2 separate regions of the Homo sapiens genome follow, and region 1 is linked to region 2. Evidence: chromatin loops called from intact Hi-C (ENCODE). Cell type or tissue: heart right ventricle. All regions are shown on one strand. Links, peaks and the distances in the headings refer to the core of each region. The heading gives the core; the rest is flanking DNA. Region 1 holds the start of LOC124902520 (a long non-coding RNA gene). Region 2 overlaps CTBP2 (C-terminal binding protein 2).

Evidence for each region. A loop is a pair of places that touch in the nucleus more often than their neighbours do. Peaks named below come from ENCODE experiments on the same cell type or tissue, not always from the same donor. Only the 100,000 strongest peaks of a DNase experiment are listed, where the experiment ranks them.
Region 1: a loop joins it to region 2, with 2.6 times the contacts of the local background. A loop is called at or near these places in 28 of 110 quality-filtered maps.

What each region holds. Positions count from the first base shown.
Region 1 is chr10:124,999,463-125,002,362 of GRCh38, forward strand. All of the region lies in intron 5 of CTBP2 (C-terminal binding protein 2), which reads right to left. It overlaps LOC124902520 (a long non-coding RNA gene), which reads left to right and starts at 390. Exons shown (of 2, transcript XR_007062329.1): 1 at 390-989; 2 at 1,196-2,032. RefSeq lists an enhancer at 879-1,379. In heart right ventricle, for the core only: a CTCF peak has its summit at 1,229 (motif pointing right); DNase peaks (open chromatin) are centred at 289, 929, 1,109 and 2,289; H3K27ac peaks cover 2,500 bases.
Region 2 is chr10:125,151,981-125,154,880 of GRCh38, forward strand. The region is part of intron 1 of CTBP2 (C-terminal binding protein 2); the gene reads right to left. Among named protein-coding and RNA genes, the nearest start is that of CTBP2, 7.1 kb to the right of the region's middle. RefSeq lists an enhancer at 1-460. In heart right ventricle, for the core only: a CTCF peak has its summit at 1,353; a DNase peak (open chromatin) is centred at 1,251; H3K4me3 peaks cover 86 bases; H3K27ac peaks cover 2,310 bases.

The sequences.
Region 1 (2,900 bases), core at 254-2,753, 150 kb before region 2:
AACCCACTTTCTAGATGGCTGCGTGGCTGTCTCCCCACAAGGGCCACCCCTAGGTCTAGGGCCTTGAGAGTGACCCGCTTAGCAAGACACACAGCTCAGAGAAGGTGAAGCCACTGTGAGCAGGTCACCCACCCACCCAACGTGGCCACTGAGGGCTCCTCTGGGCCACCGACCCCTGCCAAGGGACCAGTGTGGTTGACGGTGACTGAGGCCGACCAACTTTCCCACGAGCTGGATGCCAGGAATCTTGCAGGAAACTGGCCTCATTCATTTGAAATAGCTCAGCAGAGAAGCTGGGGCTTGATCACATGCCATGTTATTATTAAGTCAGACAGACTGAGGCTGATGCCAGAGGTTCAAGAAAATCTTTGGCGGCTGGGACAATTTTCATTCCTCGGGCAGGCTAAAGCCCAGCAGGGAGGCCCCGCAGCAGAATCACCCTCAAGGACGCTGGCTCCGTGCTGCTGCCGGGGCTGGCTCGGCAGTGCTGCCTGGCGTCAACAGCAGCACCTCCTCCTAGGAGATGAGCTGATGCTGGCTGGGAGACCCCACAAGGCCACGTGTGTAAAGGCACCCGGGTGGGTGGGTGGCACAAAAAGGCAGGTTGAGGCAGGACATCTGGTCAGTCTTCTCACCGAACTTGGACATTCAGCTCCGTGGTTCCACTGCTCACCGGAGTGCAGAGTCCCAGGACGGGGAGATGGTGCAGGAGGAAGAGCTGCAGCCACTGCCTGGGATGGCAGAACCTTCCCACCCAGACCGCGGCGGCGCCACTGCCAGGAACCTCCATAACCCTCACCGCTCTCTCGGAGGGAGCATCTTCTTAGCTGTCCTCTATCGCTCTGTGGATGCAGCCTCCCTTCTGGATGAGTCAAGCTGATCCTTCAAGTGCCACACGATGGGTGGCTCTGATACTCGCAGGCTGGGCCTCCCAGCATCCACGGAGCCTGGAAAACGGCCCCAAAGAGGCAAGCTGCTTTTCTCTCACGGTCAGTGCCATCGTGCTTTAATCCCTTCATGACTGCCGCTGGCAAGGAAACCACATAAACCAGCTTGCTAGAGGCGGCGGGGGTGGGGAGGGGTGTAGGGCCCTCTCGAGGTCTTCCCGGCTCGTGGGGAGAAGTGCAGGTGAGCAGCTTCCTCAAGCCTTGCCCTGCTCTTGCCGTGAAGCGCTGACTCTCGCCTGTCATTCCAGGGCTGACAGCTCAGAGCCTTGCGATCCCAGAAGGTGTCACCAGAGGCCTAGTGTGCTGCCTCGTGCAACATGGAGGGCCTTGTTTTCTGGGCCTGCGAGGGACCCTCTTTCATCAGGAGAGGGCCTGCCTGCAGCCACCTGCCGCTCCCAGCCCTCAGCACAAAAGGCCCGTTGACCGCATGATGTGGGGAATATGCATTCGGAGACAAAGGACGTCTGGACAGAGGCTCATTTTCCGCCTCCAGAGTCTACATTCGAAAAGTGCCCTTTAAAAGGGCCCCGCAGATGTCTTCCAAGCGCCCTTATCAGATGGGACCAGGATCAATGAAAATCCACCACTCACAGCCCTTCTACATTTTCCAAAACCGCAGTCCCTGGTCCTGGTCGTCTTCTGTGGGTCTCAGAACTCAGGGAACACAACCTCCCATCTCGGCCCTCCCAGGCCCCCTGTCATTGAGGCCTTGGTGCCTTTCTGGCCCCACTGCCTGTGCGGGGCACTTCTAGAAATGGAGAAATAGGAAGTTCCACAGGCAAGGACCTCCCCTCTCTCCCTGGAAAGCAGCGTCTGGTCCAGCCGAGGAAGGGCAGGGTCAGCACCCGTATGGGCCTGGGAGCTGTGTGGTGAGGGGCCGACGTGCTGGAGAAGCAAGAGGTGCGGGGGACAAGGATTTGAGAGCCCCTGGCACATGAAGCTGTATTCTCCTCTGCTGTTGAAACTTGGGATTTCAGCTCTACCCAGAGCACAAAGGACATTTGTTTTCAAACAAAAATATCCTTGTTTGTGCCAGGGAAAGATGGAAAATTTTAGTTTATATTAAACACGCCTTTGAAGACTCACATCTTCTGGAGTGTCTTTGTTCCAACAGAGGGGCTCGGAAGGACGCCGTGGCTGGTAGCAAGTGAGGGGTGTGGGGAGGGTGAGGGGTGGATGTGTGAAGCTGCTGCTTCCAGGACCCTAAGGGGTGTGGAATCTGAGTGACTCTCTCTCCTTCCCTGGCCTTTTGCTTTGGGATTTGCCCGTGGGGCAGCCCCACCCCACTGCGTCCTGACCCCTGTGAGTGTACGGGCAGCTCCCTGCTCGCCCGGCTCCCCAGCCCTGCTCCTGACACCAAGACCCACCCAGTGCTTCCGGTACCTGGGTGCTGCCCCGACTGGCCGTGAAGGATTCAACTAAGATTCTGACCCATACACTCCATGCCCCAGGCTAAGGCTGTGGAGAGACAGCTGGAGCCCATGGGGGTGGCCTCCCTGAAAACGTGGCCGGTGGTGCCCGAGAGCAGGATTCTCAGATGTATGTAACACTCCGCTCACACACAGAGCCCATCTGACACCCAGCCCGTCCCGGAAGCACCGGGGCCCACTGGGGCCTTAGCCGATGGGAGAGAGGTGGGGAAATAGCGCCTGGGCTATTCCTGGAGCACAGGAAGAGCTGTTCCAAGGCCAGGCTGCTGCCTTGGAATTCATGGTGCCTCATGAATTTGGGGCACCTCAGCACTCGTAAGGCAGAGTACAGCCCCCACCCCCAAAATGCAGGGGTGGCGTGTTCCAAACACAGAGCAAGCACAGTGCCCACCTGGCCCTCTCCCGAGGACGCTCGATGCCAGCGGTCTGCTTCTTGTGCCTCTGCACTCAGCACTCACGAGCTCACACGGGGTGCTGGGCAGAGGCCCCCCTCAACATGCACCCCCAGCCGCAAGTGCATGGG
Region 2 (2,900 bases), core at 190-2,689:
CCATTTACAAGTGTAAAGGCGAGGCGCGAGGTGGGGGGGCCCGGGGGTGTCAGATACCGCGGCCCGCGGAGGGGCCAGGGTGGGGCCGCCAAGTGCCCTGCGGGGGGAAGAGGGCACAGCTGGGGCGGGGCCGCGCCGCCAGGTGTTCTGGCCCGCGGGGGCGGGGCCTCCAGGTCCACCCGCCGGGAGGAGAGGGGCGAACCCCAGGGATGGAGGGGGCTTCACCTGGGGCTCGGGAGCCAGGAACCCCGGGACCCCGGGACCCCAGAAGCCCGGACGCCAGGAGGCCCGTCCTTGCAGCAGGGTGGGGCACCCCCGCGGTCCGGGAAATGCAGGAGACCCCGCCCCCTCCAGGTAGAGCGCGGCCAGGTGTGGCGGACTGGCGCTCCCCGCAACAGAAGGTCGCGCAGGACACCGGAAGTCGTCCTGGAGTCAGTCTGAGCGGATCGCAGGGGTTCCAGGCGCCCCAGGCCCCCCACACCGCGAGTCACAGGAACAAGGAGGAAAAACAGCCTCTTTATGACTTGGGGGAGGCAATTCAATATTTCTTCCTGGCATAAAATAGGAATTGCTCTATTTACCCAGCCCGCAGGAGCGTCGTGAAGATTAATGACTGTGAAATGTTTTTAAGATCAAAAACATTCCCAGATTTTACTTGTAGGCACTTATATGTGCATATTGGTATCTGTACAGCAAAATATACTCTTTATTGATTGCCCTCCTAGTGTGACTTCTATTCCGTAATCTGAAAGCCCCGAGATAAAGGAATCAGGTCTGTCTCTGCCTGCTCCTGAAACACTAGGAAATATGGGTAGGAAATGTCAGGTCAGCTGGGCATCTACGCTGAGCCTCTATCCAGTCCGCAGGGCAGATAGAGCAATCCAGAGTGCGGACCACAGCTGAACGTCTGGAGAAAGGGAAAAAACTTTAAGATTATTGGTCACCCCCCACTGGGAAGAAAACACAGTATCCTCCCCAGCTCATTAGGAGGTGCTCCCAAAGCCTGAGTCTCCATCAGGGTCTCGGGTGTTTGCAGAGCCTTGGCTGGCACTGGGAGCCAATGGTCAGCCAAGTTCTGCCTGTGCCAGGAGCCCACGCAGCCCATCTGGCCCGGCAGCTCCAACAGCAAGGCCTCCCTGTTCCGAGCAGAGTAAGGCCACATGACCGCACAGAGGACAATGTTGGGCTTCCCAGGGGTGTCTCCACTCCAGGCTGAACATTCTCAGTTCCCTCAACCGTTCCTGGGACATGGCTTTAAGAGCTCTCTCGGGCCCTGCCCGCTGCTGGCGCTGGCTGTACTCCAGGTGGGCAGGCCTGGGAGCTGGCTGCAGCAACACCAAGTGGGGTGTCCAGGATCCAGATGGATTTGCAAGCACTGCCCCCACCCGTTCCCTTGGTCTCCCTGGACCTGAACAAGCAGCGGATAAGCCGACTGTGTTTGCACTTCTAGACTGCACGAAAGACCATCCATCAGCAAAATAATAAACTCACAGCTAGAGCTCATTTAAAAGGAAAGGTGCACAAACTCCTGGCCTTTCACCCCCTCCAGCAGAGAAACCTCGAATGCTCTGTTTTCCCCTCCAAACTCTTCTCCTCTCATTTCCCCTCTCCACCCTCCCGCTGCCACACACACACCTGCGGCAGGTACAATACTATCACTTCCAGGTTAGATTCTGGCCACTTACACCATAAAATGATTCTTTGCTAGCCTCATTTTATAGATGAGATTTTTAAATTCCATCTTGGAAAAAGAAAAGCCCCATTAGGCCAGAGGAGTTGATCTCCCTCCACGGTCTAGGTCTTCGGTTCCTTCCAGAGAAACTTCCTCAGGTTCCATGACTCCATAATAAAGTTTTTGTTTGTCCTGGGACGGGACAGATTGCTGGAGGCCAGATTTCAGGCATGGCTGGAGCACAGCCACGATAAGCTGGACTTTACAAGCCCTGAGCTTGCTTGTGCTGCAGGAAGACCTACACACACTGTCTCTGTGACACATCCTTTAACGTGGCCCTTCCAGGCTTCTGCCACAACGTGGGCTGGAATGAGACACAGAAATATTGCCACTATTTCCAGACAATCTTTAAGGCAGCTGACAGTTTCTTTTAGTCATAATTAAGGATTTGTTTTAATGCAAGAAGCACATTTCTGCTGATCAGAGGAGAGCTTTGGAGGAAGCACAAATCAGCAATACAATGGAAGGTAAGTATTTTTGTATTTTATAAATGAGAAGGATTTTTAGAACCCCACGGATGAAAAGCCCAGCCCTCCCTCTCCCCCCTCACCCCTGCCTCCAGGGCTTTTCTGGACTCACAGAAGGCAACAAAACCAAAGGCAAGGCTGGCCACCACCAGGATCAGGGGCAGACAACAGCAGCTATTCAGGGTTCCCATCCTTTAAACACCAACCGATCTTTGGGAAAAACGAAGTCTCTATTATTACCTAGGACAAAAGTCACAATTCTCTATAGAAACAAAATCATCACTTGTCCCATTCATAAGATCCCAACCATTTCATCACAATTTTTGTGAATATTAAGCCAACTCTAGGCAACCATCTGTTAAATTTAGTTAGGTAAACAGCTAAAGCAGATCACTTTCTAAAACATTCACTGAGGGAGGGACTAGGCATATACACATGCAAACTACAACTGGTTCTCACCGAGTGTCGTTGCTAAAAAAACTGAACAGGCTTCAGACACCAACAATGGTTAATGATCTACATATTATCTACATATTCCACTTAAGGTGAGGGTTAGAAAGTGAGGGGCCAGGAATGCACCTCCCTTAAGCTACAGAGTTGGTTCCACTTTGGGACCTCGGCTCCCACGTGGAAGGAGAAGGGCTTTGTGAATGGGGGAGGAGCTTTTTCCGAAATGGCAGCAGCTACGCAAAACATGAACA